2 separate regions of the Homo sapiens genome follow, and region 1 is linked to region 2. Evidence: chromatin loops called from intact Hi-C (ENCODE). Cell type or tissue: HCT116. All regions are shown on one strand. Each heading gives the region's core, and the rest is flanking DNA. Links, peaks and the distances in the headings are about the cores only.

What was found. Peaks named below come from ENCODE experiments on the same cell type or tissue, not always from the same donor. Only the 100,000 strongest peaks of a DNase experiment are listed, where the experiment ranks them.
Region 1: a loop joins it to region 2, with 5 times the contacts of the local background. A loop is called at or near these places in 4 of 110 quality-filtered maps.

Annotation. Positions count from the first base shown.
Region 1 is chr19:9,070,831-9,081,224 of GRCh38, forward strand. No RefSeq gene overlaps it. Among named protein-coding and RNA genes, the nearest start is that of MUC16, 10 kb to the left of the region's middle. RefSeq lists enhancers at 1-412, 3,271-4,158. In HCT116, for the core only: no CTCF peak of the experiment used is centred there; a DNase peak (open chromatin) is centred at 4,991; H3K4me3 peaks cover 454 bases; H3K27ac peaks cover 1,763 bases.
Region 2 is chr19:9,014,256-9,024,649 of GRCh38, forward strand. The region is part of intron 2 of MUC16 (mucin 16, cell surface associated); the gene reads right to left. It also overlaps the pseudogene BOLA3P2. Among named protein-coding and RNA genes, the nearest start is that of MUC16, 46 kb to the right of the region's middle. In HCT116, for the core only: no CTCF peak of the experiment used is centred there; DNase peaks (open chromatin) are centred at 4,076 and 4,396; H3K4me3 peaks cover 1,770 bases; H3K27ac peaks cover 2,735 bases.

The DNA.
Region 1 (10,394 bases), core at 703-8,702, 56 kb after region 2:
AAAGTGCTAGGATTACAGGCTTCAACCACCACGCCCGGCCTAATTTTTTTTTTTTTTTTTTTTGAGACAGTTTCGCTCTTGTCACCCAGGTTAGACTGCAATGGCACAGTCTCGGCTCACCTCAAACTCCACCTCCCAGATTCAAGCGATTCTCCTGCCTCAGCCTCCGGAGTAGCTGGGATTACAGGCGTGCACCACGACGCCCAGATAATTTTTGTATTTTTAGTAGAGACGGGGTTTCACCATGTTGGTCAGACTGGTCTTGAACTCCCGACCTCAGGTGACCAGCCCTCCTTGGCCTCCCAAAGTGCTGGGATTACAGGCGTGAGCCACCACACCCGGCCCTCTTTAAAGTTCTAAAATGCTTCTAACCTTTAAGCTGTCCTTGTTCATTCCTGGGCTTAGGCCAAACTAACTTTGGGAAGGAATTCAGCTGATGGTTTGACTCTGAAACAAAACTGATAACAGCCCTTTCCCTAAAAGACCCACTTCTTGCCTGGGAACCAGTCTGCCTTTGCAGGACTAACAAATTAGCTACAAGATTAGAAATTACAGTTTAGGAGTCATGCAGCCTCTGGGTCCAAGAGTCTGAACGTCCCCAGATTGCTCCCAGAGGTAGCATCACTATTGTAAAACCTAAAATCAGTGCTTGAGATAGTTTGCAGACCCTGCACTCGATGGATCAGCTGACACCACCCAGACCATCAGACCAGACCAGTCAAGATCGCACCATTGCACTCCAGCCTGGGCAACAAGAGTGAAACCCCATCTCAGAAAAAAAAAAAAAAAAAAAAAAAAAAAAAAAGAAGGAAAAGAAAGAAACTCTACACTTCCTGTCCTTATTCCTGGGAATTTATTTAACAATTTAATTTCTCACCATACCCGAGGGAAGGCACAGCCTATTGCAAAGTCATTTTGCACGAAAGCAAACTGGGGCTCAGAGAACCAGGCCTCCAGTCAGTGCTGGTGTCATGGACAACCAGGCTGAGGGCCCATGGCAGAACCTGTTTTATGACATGGCTGCTCTCCCTGAAGCCAGTGAGGCACAAAGCCTAGGGGAGTGGACAAGGGACAGGAAGGTGTGGGTTTCCATCCTGCTGTGTGACCTTGGGGAAGTCACCTAACCTCTCTGAGCCTCATTTTTCTTTCTTTTTTCTTATTTATTTATTTTGAGACAGAGTCTCGCTCTGTCGCCCAGGCCAGAGTGCAGTGGCGCAATCTCAGCTCACTGCAAGCTCCGTCTCCCAGGTTCAAGTGATTCTCCTGCCTCAGCCTCCCGAGTAGCTGGGATTACAAGCGCGTGCCACCACGCCTGGCTAATTTTTGTATTTTTAATACAGATGGGGTTTCTCCATATTGGTCAGGATGGTCTCGAACTCCTGACCTCGTGATTTGCCCACCTCAGCTTCCCAAAGTGCTGGGATTACAGGCATGAGCCACCGTGCCCAGCCTTCTTGTTTTTAGTTTTTTTTTTTTTAATGAAAAAAAAAGTATTATTATGGCCGGGCACGGTGGCTCACGCCCGTAATCCCAGCACTTTGGGAGGCCAAGGTGGGTGGATCACCTGAGGTTAGGAGTTGGAGACCAGCCTGACCAACATGGCAAAACCTCATCTCTACTATAAATACAAAAATTAGCTGGGCATGGTGTCGCATGTGTGTAATCCCACCTACTTGGGAGGCTGAGGCAGGAGAATCGCTTGAACCCGGGAGGCAGAGGTTGCAGTGAGCTGAGATTGTGCCACTGCACCCCAGCCTGGGCAACAGAGAGAGACTCTGTCTCAAAAACAAAACAAAACAAAACAAAAACCAGAAGAGATGTGTGGTGCATGTAAAATACACATGAGATGAGATTTTGAAGACTGATTTTGAAAAAAAGAATGTAAAATGTCTTGGCCATAACTTTCATCAGAATTACTTGATTTGTATTTAAATATCATGGCATTTAGTTTATGGGGGATTTTTTTGTTTTAATTTATCTTTTTTCTTTTTTTCCAGCAAATGCTTAACATCCAAAGTTTATGGTTATATGTTTGAGATGGGATCTCATTCTGTCGCCCAGGCTGGGGTGCAGTGGCTCACTGCAGCCTCTACCTCCTGGGTTCAAGCCATCCTCCCACCTCAGCCTCCCAAGTAGCTGGGACTATATAGGTATGTGCCATCACGTTTGACTAATTTTTAAATTTTTTTGTAGAAGCCGGGTGCAGTGGCAAATGCCTGTAATCCCAGCACTTTGGGAGGCCGAGGCGGGCGGATCACCTGAGGTCAGGAGTTTGAGACCAGCCTGGCCGACATGGTGAAACTCCGTCTCTACCAAAAATACAAAATTAGCTGGGGGTGGTGGCGCGCGCCTGTAATCCCAGCTACTTGGGAGGCTGAGACAGGAAAATCTCTTGAACCTGGGAGACAGAGATTGCAATGAGCCAAGATTGTGCCACTGCACTCCAGCCTGGACGACAAAGTGAGACTCTGTCTAAAAAAAAAAAAAAAAAAAAGTTTTCTGTAGACACCGAATCTCACTATATATGTTCCCCAGGATGAACTTGAAGTCCTGGGCTCAAGTGATCCTCCCATCTCAGCCTCCCAAAGTGCTGGGATTACAGGTGTGAGCCACCGCGCCCGACCCATAGATGCTTGTTAAGGGAAAATCCCAGCACTTTAGGAGGCCAAGGAGGGTGGATCACCTGAAGTCAGGAGTTCGAGACCAGCCTGGCCAATATGGTGAAACCCCATCTCTACAAAAAATACAAAAATTAGCTGGGCTTTTTGGCTGGTGCTTGCAATCCTTGAGAGGCTGAGGCAGGAGAATCACTTGCCTGTAGTCTTAGCTACTTGGGAGGCTGAGGTGGGAGGATTTGCTTGAACCCAGGAGTTCAAGGCTGCAGTCAGCTATGATAGCGCCACTGTACTTCAACCTGGGCAACAGAGGGAGACCTGGTCCCTTAAAAAAAAAAAGACATTTCTCAAGAGGGCCTTCTACCTTCCTTCCTTCCCTTTGAAAAACCTAGGAGGGAGTTACAGATGTTATTGTTCACCAGCTGTATCCTAAGGAATTCAGGTTCGTCCTAAAGGAAAATGCCTTTTCCCCTTTCCTCACCTCGTTTTAGATACTCTCTGGAGGATTTTCCTCAGATTCTCGCTGAAACCTGACTCTCTCCTGGTAATGCAAATATTCCTGGGCTCTCTATGGGAAAGCTGCGGCCCTGTGCCTGACCCCAGGGCACTGGGAGAGAAAGTCTTTCCGGGCCGCAAGGTGTCATAGGAAAGGGGTCCCAATCCAAACCCCAAGAGAGGGCTCTTGGATCTCAGGCAAGTCTGTAAAGTGAAAGCAAGTTTTTAGGAAAGTAAAGGAATAAAAGAATGGCTACTCCATAGACAGAGCAGCCCCAAGGGCTGCTGGTTGCCCATTTTTATGGTTATTTCTTGATAATATGCTAAAGAAGGGGAGGATTATTCATGCCTCACCTTTTTAGAGCATCTGGGGTAACTTCCTGGTGTCGCCATGGCATCTGTAAACTGTCATGGTGTTACTGGTAGAAGGTGTCCAGGTTCTTGGCATCCCAAACAAAGAATTGGACAAAACACACCAACAAAGCAAAAGCAAGGAAGGCAGAAGCAGGGATTTTTTTTTTTTTTTTTTTTTTTTGAGACGGAGTCTTCCTCTGTCATCCAGGCTGGAGTGCAATGGTGCAATCTTGGCTCACCGCAACCTCCGCCTCCCGGGTTCAAGTGATTCTCGTGCCTCAGCCTTCCGAGCAGCTGAGATTATAGGCATGCACCCCCATGCCCGGCTAATTTTGTATTTTTTTTTAGTAGAGTCGGGGTTTCTCCATGTTGGTTAGGCTGGTCTCGAACTCCCAACCTCAGGTGAACTCCCGACCTCAGGTGATCCGGCTGCCTCGGCCTCCCAAAGTGCTGGGATTACAGGTGTGAGCCACCGCGCCCCAGCCAGAGGCAGGGATTTATTGAGAATGAAAGCACACTCCACAGTGTGGGAGTGGGCTGGAGCATAGGGGCTCAAAGTCCCCATTACAGAATTTTTCGGAGTTTAAATACCCTTTACTTGGGGTACGCCCTATGTAAATGGAGAGGATGAAGTAAGGTTACAGTCATTGACTTGGCTTCCGCCCTTCCTGCCATAGGTGAAGTGTGAATCGACCTTATATTCTTGGCCTCCAGACCTTGTTTTCCTGACTCAGTGACACTGATGGGAGTGTAGCAGTGAGGACAACCAGAGGTCACTATTGGGGCCATCTTGGTTTTGGTGGGTTTTGACTGGCTTCTTTTTGCAACCTGTTTTATCAGCAAGGTCTTTATGACCTGCATCTTGTGCTGACCTCCTATCTCATCCTGTGACTTAGAATGCCTTAATTGTCTGGGAACACAGCCCAGCAGGTCTTGGCCTTATTTTACCCAGCCCCTACACAAGATGGAGTCACTCTGGTTTAAACATCTCTGACAAAGGCATTCAGAGAGAAAGTCTGTCCATGTGAACATTGTCTCCTAAGCTTGCCGGGTGCTCCAATCACGGCCATGGGCAGGACGTGTGACAGCTGGTCTCCCCCTCCAAGACTCCCAGACTAGCAGGCAAATCTAACATTCCAGAAACCCTTAAATAGTTCATGAATGACACCTGAAATCTGCATTCTGCTGGGGGAGGCAGGGACGTGTCTTGGCCGTGGCTGGGAAGCAAGATTTTTAAAGCTCAGGCCTGAGCTGGAAGAAAAGACTGGAGGAAGAGGGGAGGGGATGGGCAGGATTCCAACTCTCCTGGGGGAGTTCCAGGCTGGGGCAACACCGGTTTTACTTTCTGAAGCGGAGGGAGGTCTCTGTCCATCTCCTGCTGACACCCACCCCACCTGGGCCTGGCTGCTACCCGAGGGTAATTATCTGCACCCAGCCATGCACCGCACCGCCGTTCCCACTGCCCATGACTCACTCGGCCCCCCTTGCGTTCTTTGTTCTTCGCCTCCTTCCCCCACCTCCCTGCAGGCTTCACACTTTGCAGGCCTAGGTCTTAGTCATCTCTGGGAACGGCTCCAATTTTCTTACAATGATAAGTAAATGGATCATTCTTTAGCTCGGCTAGAATGTCCCCATCTTTATTCTCAGAGCAATTCCTTGCACATAGCCGCATGCCCTCATCATAGGGATTTTGCCCTGGCTGCCACCTTGCCCTCCTTCTGGTTCCCTGTTTCATTTTCGAAGGTCTTTCTTCTTTGAGACAAGGTCTCACTCTGCCCCTAGGTGAAGGGCAGTGATGCGATCATAGTTTACTGTAGCCTCCAACTCCTGGGCCCAATCGATCCTCCAACCTTGGCCTCCTGAGTAGCTGGGACTGTAGGCACCCGGCTAATTTTTAAAAATTATTTTCAGAGACAGGGTCTTGGCCGGGTGCGGTGGCTCATGCCTGTAATCTCTGTACTTTAGGAGGCCGAGGTGGGTGGATCACCTGAGGTCCGGAGTTCCAGACCAGCCTGGCCAAAATGGTGAAACCCCGTCTATATTAAAAATACAAAAAAATTAGCCAGGCGTAGTGGTGCACGCTTGTAGTCTCAGCTACTCAGGAGACTGACGCAGGAGAATCACTTGAACCCAGGAGGTGGAGGTTGCAGTGAGCCGAAATTATGCCATTGCACTCCAGCCTGGGCGACAAGAACAAAACTCCATCTCAAAAACAAAACAAACAAACAAACAAAAAAACTCAAAAGAGACAGGTTCTTGCTGTGTTGCCCAGGCTGGTCTCGAACTCCTGACCTCAAGTGATCCTACTGCATTGGCCTCCCAAAATGCTGAGATGACAGTCGTGAGCCACCACACCTGGCCTCGTTTTGAAGGTCTTGAATCAAATAATTACCTTTTCCTTGAGGTATCTGGAATATATAGATAACATAACCGGTTAGGTCAGGGGTCGATCTTTAACCAGGCCCAGGGTGCGGTGCCGGGCTGTCTGCCTATGGATTTGATTTCTGCCATTTAGTTTTTACTTCTTCTTTCTTTGGAGGCAGAAATTGGGCATAATATGAGGGGTGGTGTCCTCCCTTACTATGATTGTGCCCCTGCACTCCAGCCTGGTCAACACAGCAAGACCCTGTCTCAAAAAGAAAAGGGATCTAACATCTTTTTAAATTTACTTATTTATTCTACCTGTAGACTCTTAACACTAGAATGTCAGGGATTTTTGCATGTTGGTTCATTCACTGATCCGTTGTATTCTCAGACCTGGGGCTTGTCAAGCATGCAGGCACTGAATGAACATCTGTTAAGGAAATGCCGAGTGAGCCAAGCATGGAATTTGTAAGGCTCTTGTGTCGTTTCGAACCCCGAGAGCAAGCCAACAAACAACATGAGCTGGTGTGGAGCAACACGCTGTTTTAATGTGCACCTGGGTGCAGACGGCTGAGGCCTAAAATGGCGTCAGCCCCAAGTGAGGACGGGGCAGGGGTTTTATAGTCTCCCGTAAACAGCAAGTGTCCCAGTCTGACGTAACTGCTACATGGTACCCGGATGGCCCGTCTCTTGATCTTCAGGGGCATGTGTCTTCCGGCCAGGGTAGATGTCTTCCAGCCAGGGTACGTGTCTTCCGGCCAGGGCAGGTGTCTTCCGGCCAAGGTAGCTGTCTTCCGGCCAGGGTAGATGTCTTCCGGCCAGGGTAGATGTCTTCCGGCCAGGGTAGGTGTCTTCCGGCCAGGGTAGATGTCTTCCGGCCAGGGTAGATGTCTTCCGGCCAGGGTACGTGTCTTCCGGCCAGGGTACATGTCTTCCGGCCATCTCTCTTCCTGCTTCTGCTATCTTGCTGGCGCATGCTGCTGGGGCAAGTAGCCTTGCACCTTGGGACTGGGCCTGAGAAGGGAGGAGTTATTCATCCCCCCAAGTTTATCCTCCCAAGTTTTCAGGCCGCGGGGAGAATCTTTCAGAATTATTCTGTCAATATTGTTTCTTCCCCCTTACCCTGGCTCTCTTCTCCCAATCCTGCCCTGGTCCCCACTCTGCAGATGAGTAGACACTGTGTCCCACCTTGTCCTGTGGGTGCCTGATACTTGACTCTGTCAGTGCTTGTGGCTGCTGTAGTTTTATTTATTTTCGAGACAGAGTCTCACTCTGTCACCCAGGTTGGAGTGCAGTGGCGCTATCTCGGCTCACCGCAACCTCTGCCTCCCAGGTTCAAGCGATTCTTCTGCCTCAACCTCCCGAGTAGCTGGGATTATCTAGGCGTGCACCACCATGCCCAGCTATTGTATTTTTAGTAGAGACAGGGTTTCACCATGTTGGCCAGGCTGGTATCAAACTCCTGACCTCAGGTGATCCCCCCACCTCGGCCTACCAAAGTGCTGGGATTACAGGTGCGAGCCACTGTGCCTGGCTTGTAGTTTAATTTTTATTTATTTATTTATTTATTTATTTATTTATTTTTGGAGATGAAGTCTTGCTCTGTCACCCAGTCTGGAGTGCAGTGGCACAATCTCGGCTCACTGCAACCCCCACCTCTCAGGTTCAAGCGATTCCCCTGCCTCAGCCTCCCAAGTAGCTGGGATTACAGGCGTGCACCATCATGCCTGGTTAATTTTTGTATTTTTAGTAGAGATGGGGTTTCGCCATGTTGGCCAAGCTGGTCTTGAACTCCTGGCCTTAAGTGATCTGCCTGCCTTGGCCTCCCAAACTGCTGGGATTACAGGCGTGAGCCACTGCACCAGGCCAATTAACTTCTCCTAATCTGTAACTAAGGTCTGAGTCCTGAAGACCTTCCTCTGAGCCTCAGTAAATTTACTTAATCTAGATGGGTCCAGGTGCCAGGGATAGTTACCCTTATCTTGTCTCCTGCTAAATTTTAGAGTCTAGAGAGTTTCTTCAGACTCCCAATAAAACTTGTTTAATCCTAAACAGGTCCATTAAGAATTCCTTCATTATCTTGTCATGCTTCAAGGCCCAGGAAAGGCCTGGGCAAAACTCTTGGTGTGCTTTTGTTACGTTCCAGCCTTTGTCTAAGGGCACTGGCGCTATCATCTTTAAATATTTAACTTAACCACGCAGTCAGTGCTGAAACAGTTGTTAGAGAGGCCTGTGTTAGTGAGACCTGGCCTGTCACAGTATCTCTCTGTCTCTCTTTCCCTCCCTCTCTCTTTTTCTTGCATAACTGCAGTATCTCTCTGTCTCTGTCTCTCTCTGTAGCGCTCCCTCTGTCTCTCTCTTTCATTTTTCTTTTCTTTTTATTTATTTATTTATTTATTTTTTGAGACGGAGTTTTGCTCTTGTTGCCCAGGCTGGAGTGCAATGGTGTGATCTCGGCTCACTACAATCTCCACCTCCCGGGTTCAAGCAATTCTCCTGCCTCAGCCTCCCAAATAGCTGGCATTACAGTCACACACCACCATACCTGGCTAATTTTTTTTTTTTTTTTTTTTTTTTGAGATGGAGTCTCGCTCTGTCGCCCAGGCTGGAGTGTAGTGGCGCAATCTCGGCTCACTGCAACCTCCACCTCCCAGGTTCAAGTGATTCTCCTGCCTCAGCCTGCCGAGTAGCTGGGATTACAGGCGTGCACCACCATGTCCAGCTAATTTTTGTATTTTTAGTAGGGACAGGGTTTCACCATGTTGGTCAGGCTGGTCTCGAACTCCTGACCTCTTGAACTGCCCGCCTCGGCCTCCCAAAGTGCTGGGATTACAGGTTTGAGCCACCACGCCTGGACTAATTTTTGTATTTTTAGTAGAGACGGGGTTTCGTCATGTTGGCCAGGCTGGTCTTGAACGCCTGACTTCAGGTGATCCACCTGCCTCAGACTCCCAAAGTGCTGGGATTACAGGCGTGAACCACCAGGTCCGGTCTTCTCTCTCTCTTTTTCTTGCATAACTTCAGTATCTCTCTGTGGACAACAGAAACCAGATGGCCCCAGTCCTGGGTTAGGTGGGAAGATATTCACCGAGCCCAGGGGCTGGGGTGGGAAATTTGGAAAACGTAAGGCCACTTTCAACCCTTTCCCAGTGTGCCTTAACTTGGGAAGCCCCTGGGCTATAGGCTTCTGGCTCCCCAGTGGCAAAAGGCACTGAGGTCAGGTGGGGAAAGGGACCAGGATTAAGCAAAATGTCTGTGCTAGGCGGGAGATGCTGTCTGTGAAAAGTGCCCGAGGGACTGGAGCACCTGAGACGTCCTCGCTGCGTGTTTCTTCTGCCCTCGTGTGTCTCCATTGGGAACTGCAGTAACCCAAGTCTAGGTTTTTGTTGTTTTTTGAGATGGAGTCTCTCTCTGCCGCCCAGGCTGGAGTGCAATGGTGTGATCTTGGCTCATTGCAACCTCCACCTCCTGGGTTCAAGCGATTCGCCTGCCTCAACCTGCCGAGTAGCTGGGATTACAGGTGCCCGCCACCACGCCTGGTGAATTTCTGTATTTTTAGTAGAGATGGAGTTTTGCCATGTTGGCCAGGCTGGTCCCAAACTGCTGACCTCAGGTAATCTGCCCGCCTCGGCCTCCCAAAGTGCTGGGATTACAGATGTGAGCCACCACACCCGGCCTTAAGTTTATTATTATTATTATTATTTTAGACAGCATCTTGCTCTGTCACCCAGGCTGGAGTACAGTGGTGCAATTATGGCTCATTGTAGCCTGGACCTCCCGGCCTCTGCTGATCCTCTTTCCTCAGCCTCCCAGGTAGTTGAGACTACAGGTGTACACCACCAGGCCTGGCTACTTTTTTTTTCTTTTTTGGTAGAGATGGGATCTCACTATGTTGCCCAGGCTGGTCTTAACCTCCTGGGCTCAAGCAATCTACCCACCTCTGCTGGGCATGGTGGCTCATGCCTGTAGAGCCAGCACTTTAGGAAACCTTTATTTCTTAACACAGAGCAAGTTGGAGATGTTTTTGTTTGGCTGACAGAATCTTAAGAGATTTATTGGTGCCTGAGGCATTTCTCATTTCACAGGGGAGGGAGGGGTCTAAATAAATGCTTCAGCTCAAGCTGGATACAGAGGGAGGGATTTTCCCAAATTTCTAGCAGCCCCCAGGTTGTAATAACTTCCCAAGTCTCTGGCAATTCCAGCCTTCTGTCAATTAGCACTGTAATCACCTGCGTGCCTATGGCAAGAGAGTTTAGGGAACTTGCAAGAAGAGAGAGCTGTAGTTTCGCTTTCCCATGGTTTCTGGTTACTCCAAAAAGGCCCTGACCAGAATCATGGACTCTCCATGGCAAACTCTCATCTTATTTTATATTTATTTGTTTATTTATTTATTTTTTTATTTTTGAGATGGAGTTTTGTTCTTGTTGCCCAGGCTGGAGCGCGATGGCATGATCTTGGCTCATCACAACCTCCACCTCCCGGGTTCAAGCAGTTTTCCTGCCTCAGCCTCCCGAGTAGCTGGGACTATAAGCATGCACCACCATGCCCTGCTAATTTTGTATTTTT
Region 2 (10,394 bases), core at 804-8,803:
GTAAAATACCATGTGTTCTCACTTAAAAGTGGGAGCTAAACAATGAGTATACATGGACACAAAGATGGAAATAATAGGCACTGGGAACTCCAAAAAAAGGGAGGGTAGGAGGAAGAGTGAGGGTTGAAAAATTACCTATTGGCCGGGTGCGGTGGCTCATGCCTGTAATCCCAGTACTTTGGGAGGCCAAGGCAGGTGGATCACCTGAAGTCAGGAGTTCGATACCAGCCTGGCCAACATGGTGAAACCCCATCTCTACTAAAACTACTAAAATTAGCCAGGCATGGTGGCGCATTCCTGTAGTCGCAGAACTCGGGAGACTGACGCAGGAGAATCGCTTGAACCCGGGAGACGGAGGTTGCAGTGAGCCGAGATCACACCATTGCACTCCAGCCTGGGCAACAAGAGCAAAACTCTGTCTCAAAAAAATTTTTTTAAAAATTAAAAAAAAACTTGGATGATGAAATAATTTGTACAACACACCCCCGTGACATGAGTTCACCTTTGTAACAAACCTTCCCATGTACCCTTGAACCTAAAAGTTTTTTAAAAAAGGAACTGGGGGAGAAGTGTACAGATTTCTGGGTGCTCTCTTCTCAAAGGTCTGCCTGCCCCTTGTGGGAAAATGGAGAGGACCACAGCAGAATCAAAGACGAAGCAAGGCAACCTCTGTCTCCTGCTATCCCCAGACTGACCCGGCCTGAGCCAGCTTTGCTTATGTGATAACATCGCTAGGGGCAAAGAAGAGACGTCAGGGCTGGGTGGTGCTGGCCGAGTGAGACAGAGGGCTGAGGGACGCTGCTGAGTAGAGAAAAGGGAGAGAGATAAGTGGCGGAGACAGAGGAGGCAGGGTCAGAGAGCAGGAGGAGAAACCCACAGTTATCACTAAACAGCAAGGTGCAGTGGGGTTTGTTTGTCTGAGCTTTTTTTTTTTTCTTTTTTTGAGACGGAGCCTTGCTCTGTCACCCAGGCTGGAGTGCAGTGGTGTCATCTCGGCTCACTGCAACCTCTGCCTCCTGGGTTCAAGCGATTCTCCTGCCTCAGCCTCCCGAGTAGCTGGGGTTACAGGCACCTGCCACCATGTCCGGCTCACTTTTGTATTTTTGGTAGAGACGGGGTTTCCCCATGTTGGCCAGGCTGGTCTCGAACTCCCGTCCTCAAGTGATCCACCTGCCTCAGCCTCCCAAAGTGTTGGGATTACAGGCGTGAGCCACCGCACCCGGCCAGGGAGTGGATTTCAATGGCACGGGAGAGTCTCCCAGGGCAAACATCATGGAAAAGGTGGAACTAGAGGAAACTCAGAAAAGCTGTTGGCATTTCTTAATAAGATGGGGGTTTCCACGTAGGAGAACAGACCAGCCTGGATTGTCAGGCTTAGAAGTCACAGGGGACACTGGGCATGGTGGCTTATGCCTGTAATCCCAGCACCTTGGGAAGCCGAGCCTAGAGGATTGCTTGAGCCCAAGAGTTTGAGACCAGCCTGGGCAACATAATGAGACTCCATATCTACAAAAAATAAAATACAAAAATTAGCCAGGCATGGTGGTGCTCACCTGTAGTCTCAGCTACTCAGGAGCCTGAGGTGGCAGGATGGCCTGAGCCTGGGAGGTGGAGACTGCAGTGAGCCAAGATCACACCTCTGCACTCCATCCAGCCTGGGTGACAGAGTGAGACCTTGTCTCAAAAAAAAAAAAAAAAAAAAAAAAAGCCAGGCATGGTGGCTCATGCCTGTAATCCCAGCACTTTGGGAGGCCGAGATGGGAGGATTGCTTGAGGCAAGGAGTTCGAGACCAGTCTGGGCAATATAGTGAGACCCCATCTCTCTAAAAAAAAAAAAAAAAAAATCACAAGGGAATGACAGGGGAGCTGGAGGTAGTCTAGGTTCAAATCCCCACAGTAGAAGAAATGAACATGACCCTAAAAGTGTTTACCGAGAACTTAGTGTTTCCCAGGCATCCATCCGCGAAACCAGAAGAAAGGACACTGACATTAAATCACAGCATCCACAAATGACGTGAGTTCAATATTTTCTCTGAGCCACGCCCTTCCCAGAAGTGAATGGCTCTTCATTCTCGAGGTTTCTCTGTGAAGTGGTGCGTTTCATTGACCCATTTTACAGTGGTGGAAACTGAGGCACAAAGAAATTACATAACTCACACAAGATTGCACAGCTGGGCCCTGTATGTTTCCATTTGCAATGTGTTCAAGGACAGGCAAGAGGAATTGAGGGGAAAGAAGCCAAAAGAGTGTTCTGAGGTGGAGCGTGATGTCTCATGCCTGTAATCCCAGCACTTTGGAAGGCTAAGGCGGGCAGATCACGAGGTCAGGAGTTCGACACCAGCCTGGCCAACATAGTGAAACCCCATCCCTACTAAAAATACAAAAAAAAAAAAAATTAGCTGGGCATGATGGCGTGCACCTGTAATCCCAGCTACTCAGGAGGCTGAGGCAGGAGAATTGCTCGAACCCGGGAGGCGGAGGCTGCAGTGAGCCAAGATTGCACCATTGCACTCCAGCCTGGGAAACAGTGCAAGACTCCACCTCAAAAAAAAAAAAAAAAAAAAAAAAGGGTGTTCTGAGGATGGGGGCACTGTCTGTCTGGAAAAGGGGTTTGAAGGAGCTTTCTACAGCAGTGGTTTTCTTTTCTTTTTTTTTTTTGCGACGGAGTCTCACTCTGTCGCTCAGGCTGGAGGCAGTGGCGTGATCGCAGCTCACTGCAAGCTCTGCCTCCCGGGTTCAAGTGATTCTCCTGCCTCAGCCTCCCCAGTAGCTGGGACTACTGGCGCCTGCCACCACACCTGGCTAATTTTTTGTATTTTTAGTAGAGACAGGGTTTCACCGTGTTAGCCAGGATGGTCTTGATGTCCTGACCTCGTGATCTGCCCGCCTCGGCCTCCCAAAGTCCTGGGATTACAGGCGTAAGCCACCGCACCCGGCCAGCAGTGGTTTTCAAGTGAGGGCAATTGTGCCTCCCAGCTGCCATTTGGCAACGTCTAAAGATGTTGTTTTAACTGAGAGAGAAGGGGTGCTACTGGTGTCTAATAGGTGGAGGCCAGAGATGCTGCTAAACATCCTACAACACACAGGACAGCCCCTTACAACAAAGTATTACCCAGCTTCTAATGTCAAAAGCGCCAAGGCTGAGAAATCCTGTTCTAGAAAAAATGGGCCGCAGGTGGCTTATGTCTGTAATCCCAGGACTTTGGGAGGCTGAGGCAAGAGGATCACTTGAGCTCAGGAGTTCGAGACCAGCCTGGGCAACATAGTGAGATGGCCCCACTAAAAATAATAAAAAAAAAAATTAGCCAGGAGTGGTGGTGCACATCTGTCGTGCCAGCTACCCTGGAGGCTGAGACATGAGGACTGCTTGAGCCCAGGAGGTTGAGGCTGAAGTAAGCCATGACTGCCTCGCTGTACTCCAGCCTGGGTGCTAGTATGAGACTCCGTTTCAAAAAATAAAATTAAAATTAAAAAAAATAATAGAGGAAGGGAACATTTTACATCGTGGTGTGCAATGGTTACACATATGTAAAAATTCATTGACACGCACTTAAGATTCAGGCATTTTGTGCACACTTTACTTGTGTCTGTTACATTGCAACAAAAAGTTGTTTTTTTTTTTTTTTTGAGACGAAGTCTTGCTCTGTCACCCAGGCTGGAGTGCAGTGGGCCAATCTCGGCTCACTGCAACCTCTGCCTCCCAGGTTTAAGTGATTCTCCTGTCTCAACCTCCTGAGTAGCTGGGATTACAAGCGTGCGCCACTATGCCTGGCTAGTGTGTGTGTGTGTGTGTGTGTGTGTGTGTGTGTGTGTGTGTTTAGTAGAGATGGGGTTTCACCACGTTGGCCAGGCTGGTCTTGAACTCCTGACCTTAAGTGATCCACCCGACTCAGCCTCCCAGAGTGCTGGGATTACAGGCGTGAGCCACAGTGCTCGACCCCTTCTAAGTAATGACTCGGCCCACTGCCTCACCTCTGTTCATGCCCTCATCCTCTCTCTCTGCCTGCCTTCCCGAAATAGCTTCTTTACTCATATTCATCTTCTACCACCAGCTCCACCCTCCTCCAGTTCCCCTCCGCCCGCCCAGCCAACAGAGTGACCTTTCAAAAATGCAACACCGGCCATGCCCCGCCCCGGTCCGAATTCTTCAGTGCCTTCTCACCGCCCTCGGGACCAAGTCCAAACGCTGCAGCCTGGCGTTGAAGGCCCACCTTGAGCCGGGACCCGGCCTGCATTGGACTAACGTATGACTTCGCTTCTCACCCCGAAGCCTTTGCCTCGGCCGTTCCCTGTGCCGGAATTACCCTCCTTCCCTTTACCTGATTCTGTGTCCCCTAATTCTCTCCAGGCCTCCCCTACCTCCCTCCCCAGACAGAAAGCAGAGCTCCCCGCCCTGTTCCCAAAGCACCTTGTAACTTCCTTGTAAAATCGTTTGACCACAGGATCGCGTATCTGTGTTTTCATCTCTTATAACTCTCTCTAGTGTGTGAATATGAAGAGGGTACCTGACTATGATAGGTGTGTCACACAGACAAAAAAAAAAAAGTTTGTTGAATGATTTATTCATATATTGACCATTCACCAGGGACCAAGCGCTGGGGATAAAGAGAAGGAACAAGGCCGGGCGCAGTGGCTCACGCCTGTAATCCCAACACTTTGGACGGCCAAGGGGAGCAGATCACCTGAGGTCAGCAGATCGAGACCAGCCTGGCCAGCATGGTGAAACCCCGTCTCTACTAAAGACACAAAAAATTAGCCGGGCGTGGTGGCGCATGCCTGTAATCCCAGCTACTTGGGAGGCTGAGGCAGGAGAATCACTTGAACCTGGAAGGCAGAGGTTGCAGTGAGCCGAGATCGGCCCACTGCACTCCAGACTGGGTGACAGAGCAAGGATCTCAAAAAAAAAAAAAAGAGAAGAGAAGAACAAGGCCGGGTGTGGCGGCTCATGCTTGTAATCCCAACCCTTTGGGAGGTTGAGACTGGAGGATTGCTTGAGCCTGGGAGGAGTTCAAGACCAGCGTGGGCAACATAGTGAGACCCCGTTTCTACAAAAAAAAATTTTTTTTTTAATTAGGTGGGCCGGGCATAGCAGCATGGAGCCCGGCCGCCGCAGCACCTCTGCTCCGCGATCCGTGGGCATCCTCTTCACTGTGTCCATTGGATGTTTGCCTCCCAGACTGAGGGGGAGCTCAGAATGACCCAAATTCTCAAAACAAGTTTCCTCACCGGGCGCGGTGGCTCACGCCTGTAATTCCAGCACTTTGGGAGGCGAAGTCGGGTGAATCACGAGGTCAGGAGTTCAAGACCAGCCTGGCCAACATGGTGAAACCCCGTCTTTACTAAAAATACAAAAATTAGCCAGGCATGGTGGCGGGCACCTGTAATCCCAGCTACTCGGGAGGGTGAGACAGAATCGCTTGAGCTTGGGAGGCAGAGGTTGCAGTGAGCCGAGATGGTGCCACTGCACTCCAGCCTGGGTGACAGAGTGAGACAACGTCAAAAAAAAAAAAAAAAAGGAAAAAAAGAAAAAAGAAAAGTTTCCTCGAGCTACAGCTATCAAAGTCACTGACATTTCAAGAGGTTGTGGGGTCATGTATGAAATTAAAATTGAATCAGAAGAAGTTAAGGAGGAGAGAACTATTCAGCAGCACCAAATAGTGAATCAGTCACTACAAGAAGAAATCAAAGTGATGCATGGATTGCGGATATTTACCTCTGTCCCCAAACGCTCAGCACACCCTGGCTGCATAGATGCTGCTGCTTAAGACCTTGGATGAACTTGACTGACACCATTCTTCCCTAGGCATTTACCAAAAAATTTGTATATTTTGCTCGTATACATTTCCATATTATAATTATAGAAGATGTGTAATCTATTTAGATGTTAATTAAAGGAAACAACGAAAAAAAAATTAGCCAGGTTTTGTGGTGTGTGCCTGTAGTCCCAGCTACTCGGAAGGCTGAGGTGGGAGGATTGCTTGAGTCCAGGAAATGAAGGTTGCAGTGATCCGAGATCGCACCACTGCACGCCAGCCTGGGCAACAGAGCAAGACCTTGTCTCAAAGGAAAAAAAGAGAAAAGGAGAGAGAGAGAGAGGAGAACAAGATTCAGGAGGCTGATGCTAGAGGATCTCTTTGAGGCCAGGAGTTCAAGACCAGACTGGGTAGCATCGTGAGACCCCATCTCTAAACAAATAAAAAACTTAGCCAGGTGTGGTGGCACCAGCCTGAAGTCCTAGCTATTTGGGAGGCTGAGACAGGAGAATTATTTGAGCCCAGGAGTTCAAGACCAGCCTGGGCAACATAGTGAGATCCTGTCTCTACAAAATAAAAAAATAAAAAATTTAGACAGGCACAGTGTTACCTGTAGTCCCAGCTACTTGAGAGGCTGAGAAAGGAGGATCGCTTGTGCCCAGGAGTTGGAAGCTGCAGTGAGCTATGATCACACCACTGCACTCCAGCCTGGGTGACAGGGCGAGACCCCATCTCTTAAAACAAAACAAACAAAAAAAGAGAGATGAACAAAGCAGATGCCTTGTATTTTCTGTACCCCTTTGTTTTGTTTTCATTTTTGTTTTGAGATGGAGTCTCGCTCCGTCACCCAGGCTGGAGTGCAGTGGTGCGATTGCAGCTCACTGCAACCTCCAGCTCCTGGGTTCAAGCTATTCTCCTGCCTCAGCCTCACTCCACTTCCCAGGTATGACAACCAGAATGTCTCCAGATATTGCCAACTGTCCCCTGGGGGCAAAATCTCTCCTAATTGAGAACCACTGATTGATGTCAATACCAAAGAGTCTTTTTTTTTTTTTTTTTTTGAGACAGGGTCTCACTCTGCCCTCCAAGCTACAGTGCAGTGGCATGATCTCGGCTCACTGCAACCTCCGCCTCCCGGGTTCAAGCAATTCTCCTGCCTCAGCCTCCTGAGTAGCTGGGATTACAGGCACCCGCCACCATGCCCAGGTAATTTTTTGTGTGTTTAGTAGAGACAGGGTTTCACCATGTTGGCCAGGCTGGTCTCAAACTCCTGACCTCAGGTGGTCTGCCCTCTTCGGCCTCCCAAAGTGCTGGGATTACAAGCATGAGCCGCTGTGCCCGGCCAAAAGAGTCTAGACTAAAGAAAAGTCCGGTTATCAAGAAGAGACATGACTTCAAGTATAGTCCGGTGGCTAAAAGCTATGGCTCTCAGAACAGTTTATTGAGCACTTAAGATGTGTGGATTTTCGTGAGTATAAATTATACCTCCATATAAAGGGAAAAATAGAGGAGGATAGTATTCTATATCTTTCTGTGGTGATGCTGATGTTCTATATCTTAGTAGGGATTTGGGTTAGACAGATGTTTGCATTTGTCCAAACTTAGCCAACGTACACTTGAGGTCTGTGCATTTAATTGAGTATAAACTTGACCTCAAAAGATAAAATTCTATACGTGAATACTGACCTCTAGTTAATGCTCTGCGTGAAGAACTTTTTGTTTACTTTTATATTTATTTATTTATTTACTTTTAGAGACAAGGTCTTGCTATGTTGCCCAGTCTGTGGCGTGCAGTGGCACAATCATAGTTCACTGCACCCTTGACCTCCTGGGCTCAAGCAATCCTCCCATCTCAGCCTCCTAAGTAGCTGGGACTACAAGCATGCACTACCACGCCCAGCTAATTTTTTACTTTTTTGTAGAAATAAGGTCTCGCTCCATTGCCCAGCCTAATCTGGAACTACTCTCCTCCTGCTTCACCGCCGCCGCCTCTTCCTCCTCCTCCTTCTCCTTCTTCTCCTTCTTCTTCTCCTTCTCCTCTTCCTTCTTTTCTTTCTTCTTTCTTTCTCTTTCTTTCTTCTTTCTTTCTTTCTGTCTCTCTCTTTCTTTTTCTTTCTTTCTTTCTCTCTTTCTCTTTCTGAAACCTCTTCCTCTTCTTCCTTCTTCCTTCCTTCCTCGTCCTCCTCCTTCTTCTTTCTTCTTTTGTGAGACAGGGTCTCACTCTGTCACCCGGGCTCTGAGTGCAGTGACACAATCATAGTTCACTGCATCCTTGACCTCCTGGGCTCAAGTGATCCTCCCACCTTGACCCCCACCCAAAGTGCTGGGATTACAGGCATGAGCCACTGCACCTGGCCTGCAAAATTATTTCTATGTTTGAATTTTTTATGATAAGATTTTGGGGGAAATCCCTTGCATTTTTGCATGTTACTGCATACAAATTCTAATTTCACCTTCAAAAGGGGGAAAATAAGAGTATACATGGCTTTGAAGTCAGATTCACCTGAGTTCAAATCCCCAAAGGGCTTCACTTCTCACATGGCTATGCCCTTCCTTCTTCTGACCTGCTTTCTGTCCCATCAACCTGGGCTAATGATTTATTGAGGTGGGGTTTTAAGCACAAGCTAGGGAACCAGACACACTGGGTTTAAATCAAAGACCATTATTCTAAGTGAATTAATGCAAAACAGAAGACCAAATACCACGTGTTTTCACCTCTAAGGAGCTAAACACTGAGTACACACAGACATAAAGATGGGAATGATAGGCCGGGCGCAGTGGCTCACACCTGTAATCCCAGCACTTTGGGAGGCCAAGGCCAGTGGATCACAAAGTCAGGAGTTTGAGACCAGCCTGGCCAACATGGTGAAACACCGTCTCTACTAAAAATACAAAACTTAGCTGGTTGTGGTGGCGGGTGCCTGTAATCCCAGCTACTCAGGAGGCTGAGGCAGGAGAATTGCTTGAACTCGGGAGGTGGAGCTTGCAGTGAGCCGAGATCGCACACTGCACTCCAGCCTGGGCGACAGAGGAGACTCCGTCTCAAAAAAAAAAAAGAAAAGAAAGAAAAAAAAATGACAACTCCACCAGTTCCCAGGTGTGCCGTCTTGGGCAGTGACTTCAGTGTTTTGTGCATTTGAAATGGGTAATGACAGCACCTACTTTGCAGCATTGCTGTGAGGCTGAAATGAGGACTCCCGGTGCCCTTCCAGCAAAGCTGGTGAAGTGGCATCAAGCATGTTTATCTGTGAGAGGGTGCGAGACACCTGCAGTCACCCTGGGGGAGACTTTGAGAGACTTCAGAAAAGCAGGAGTGGGGCAGGGCCAAGGAAATATTTTCTTGCAATTATTTGCAATTACTAAATCTGTTTGCTTTTATCCTCCCCAGGCAATGGAACCTGAAAAACAGAGGTTTCAAAGGCACATCTGGGCTGGCACGGTGGCTCATGCCTGTAATCCCAGCACTTTGGAGAGCCGAGGTGGGAGGATCAGTAGAACCCAGAAGTTTGAGACCAGCCTGGGCAACATAGCAAGACCCCCATCTCTACAGAAAGTTAAAAAATTAGCCGGGCGGCCGGGTGCGGTGGCTCACACCTGTAATTTCAGCACTTTGGGAGGCCAAGGTGGATGGATCACAAGGTCAGGAGTTCGAGACCAGCCTGGCCAACATGGCAAAACCCTGTCTCTACTAAAAATACAAAAATTAGCTGAGTGTGGTGGTATGCACCTGTAAACCCAGCTTCTCGGGAGGCTGAGGCAGGAGAATCACTTGAACCCAGGAGGTGGAAGTTGCAGTGAGCCAAGATCATGCCACTGCATTCCAGCCTGGGCGACAGAGTGAGACTCTGTCTCAAAGAAAAAAAAAAAATTAGCCAAGCATGTTGGTGCACACCTGTACTATCAGCTACTCATGAGGCTGAGGTGGGAAGATTGTTTGAGCCTAAGAGTTCAAGGCTGCAGTGAGCCATTACCATGCCTCACTTCAGCCCGGGTGACGGGGCAAGATCTTGTCCAAAAATAATTTTTCTTTTTAAAAAGCACACCTGCTCTTTCCTGATTGTAAATCTTAAAAGCAGGATTAAGATGCCCGCCAGGACTTGCTGTGGGGTCTCCAGCCCTCAGCTCAATCCCCTATTATACTTATTAAGTCCATCTCTCCATATTTACTGAATTATGTAAAGGGTAGAGGCAAAGATAATTATGGTCTCAAGTATGGGTGACTCTGAAGCCAGAAGCCCCATGGTTTGAATTGTGTCCCCCTGAAAAATAGACGTTGATGTCCTAATGCCCAGTACCTCTCAGAATGTGACCTTATTTAGAAATATTGGAAACGAGGCTACCAGGGTGGGCTCTAATCCAATAGGACTGGTGTCCCCTTAAAAAGGGGAAATTTGAGGCCGGGTGTGGTGGCTCCCGCCTGTAATCCCAGCACTTTAGGAGGCCGAGGTGGGTGGATCACGAGGTCAGGAGTTAGAGACCAGCCTGGCCAACATGGTGAAACCCCATATCTACTAAAAATACAAAAATTAGCCAGGCGTGGTGGTACGTGCCTATAGTCCCAGCTACTTGGGGAGGGGGCTGAGGCAGGAGAATCGCTTGAACCCGGGAGGCGGAGGTTGCAGTGAGCCAAGACCATGCCAT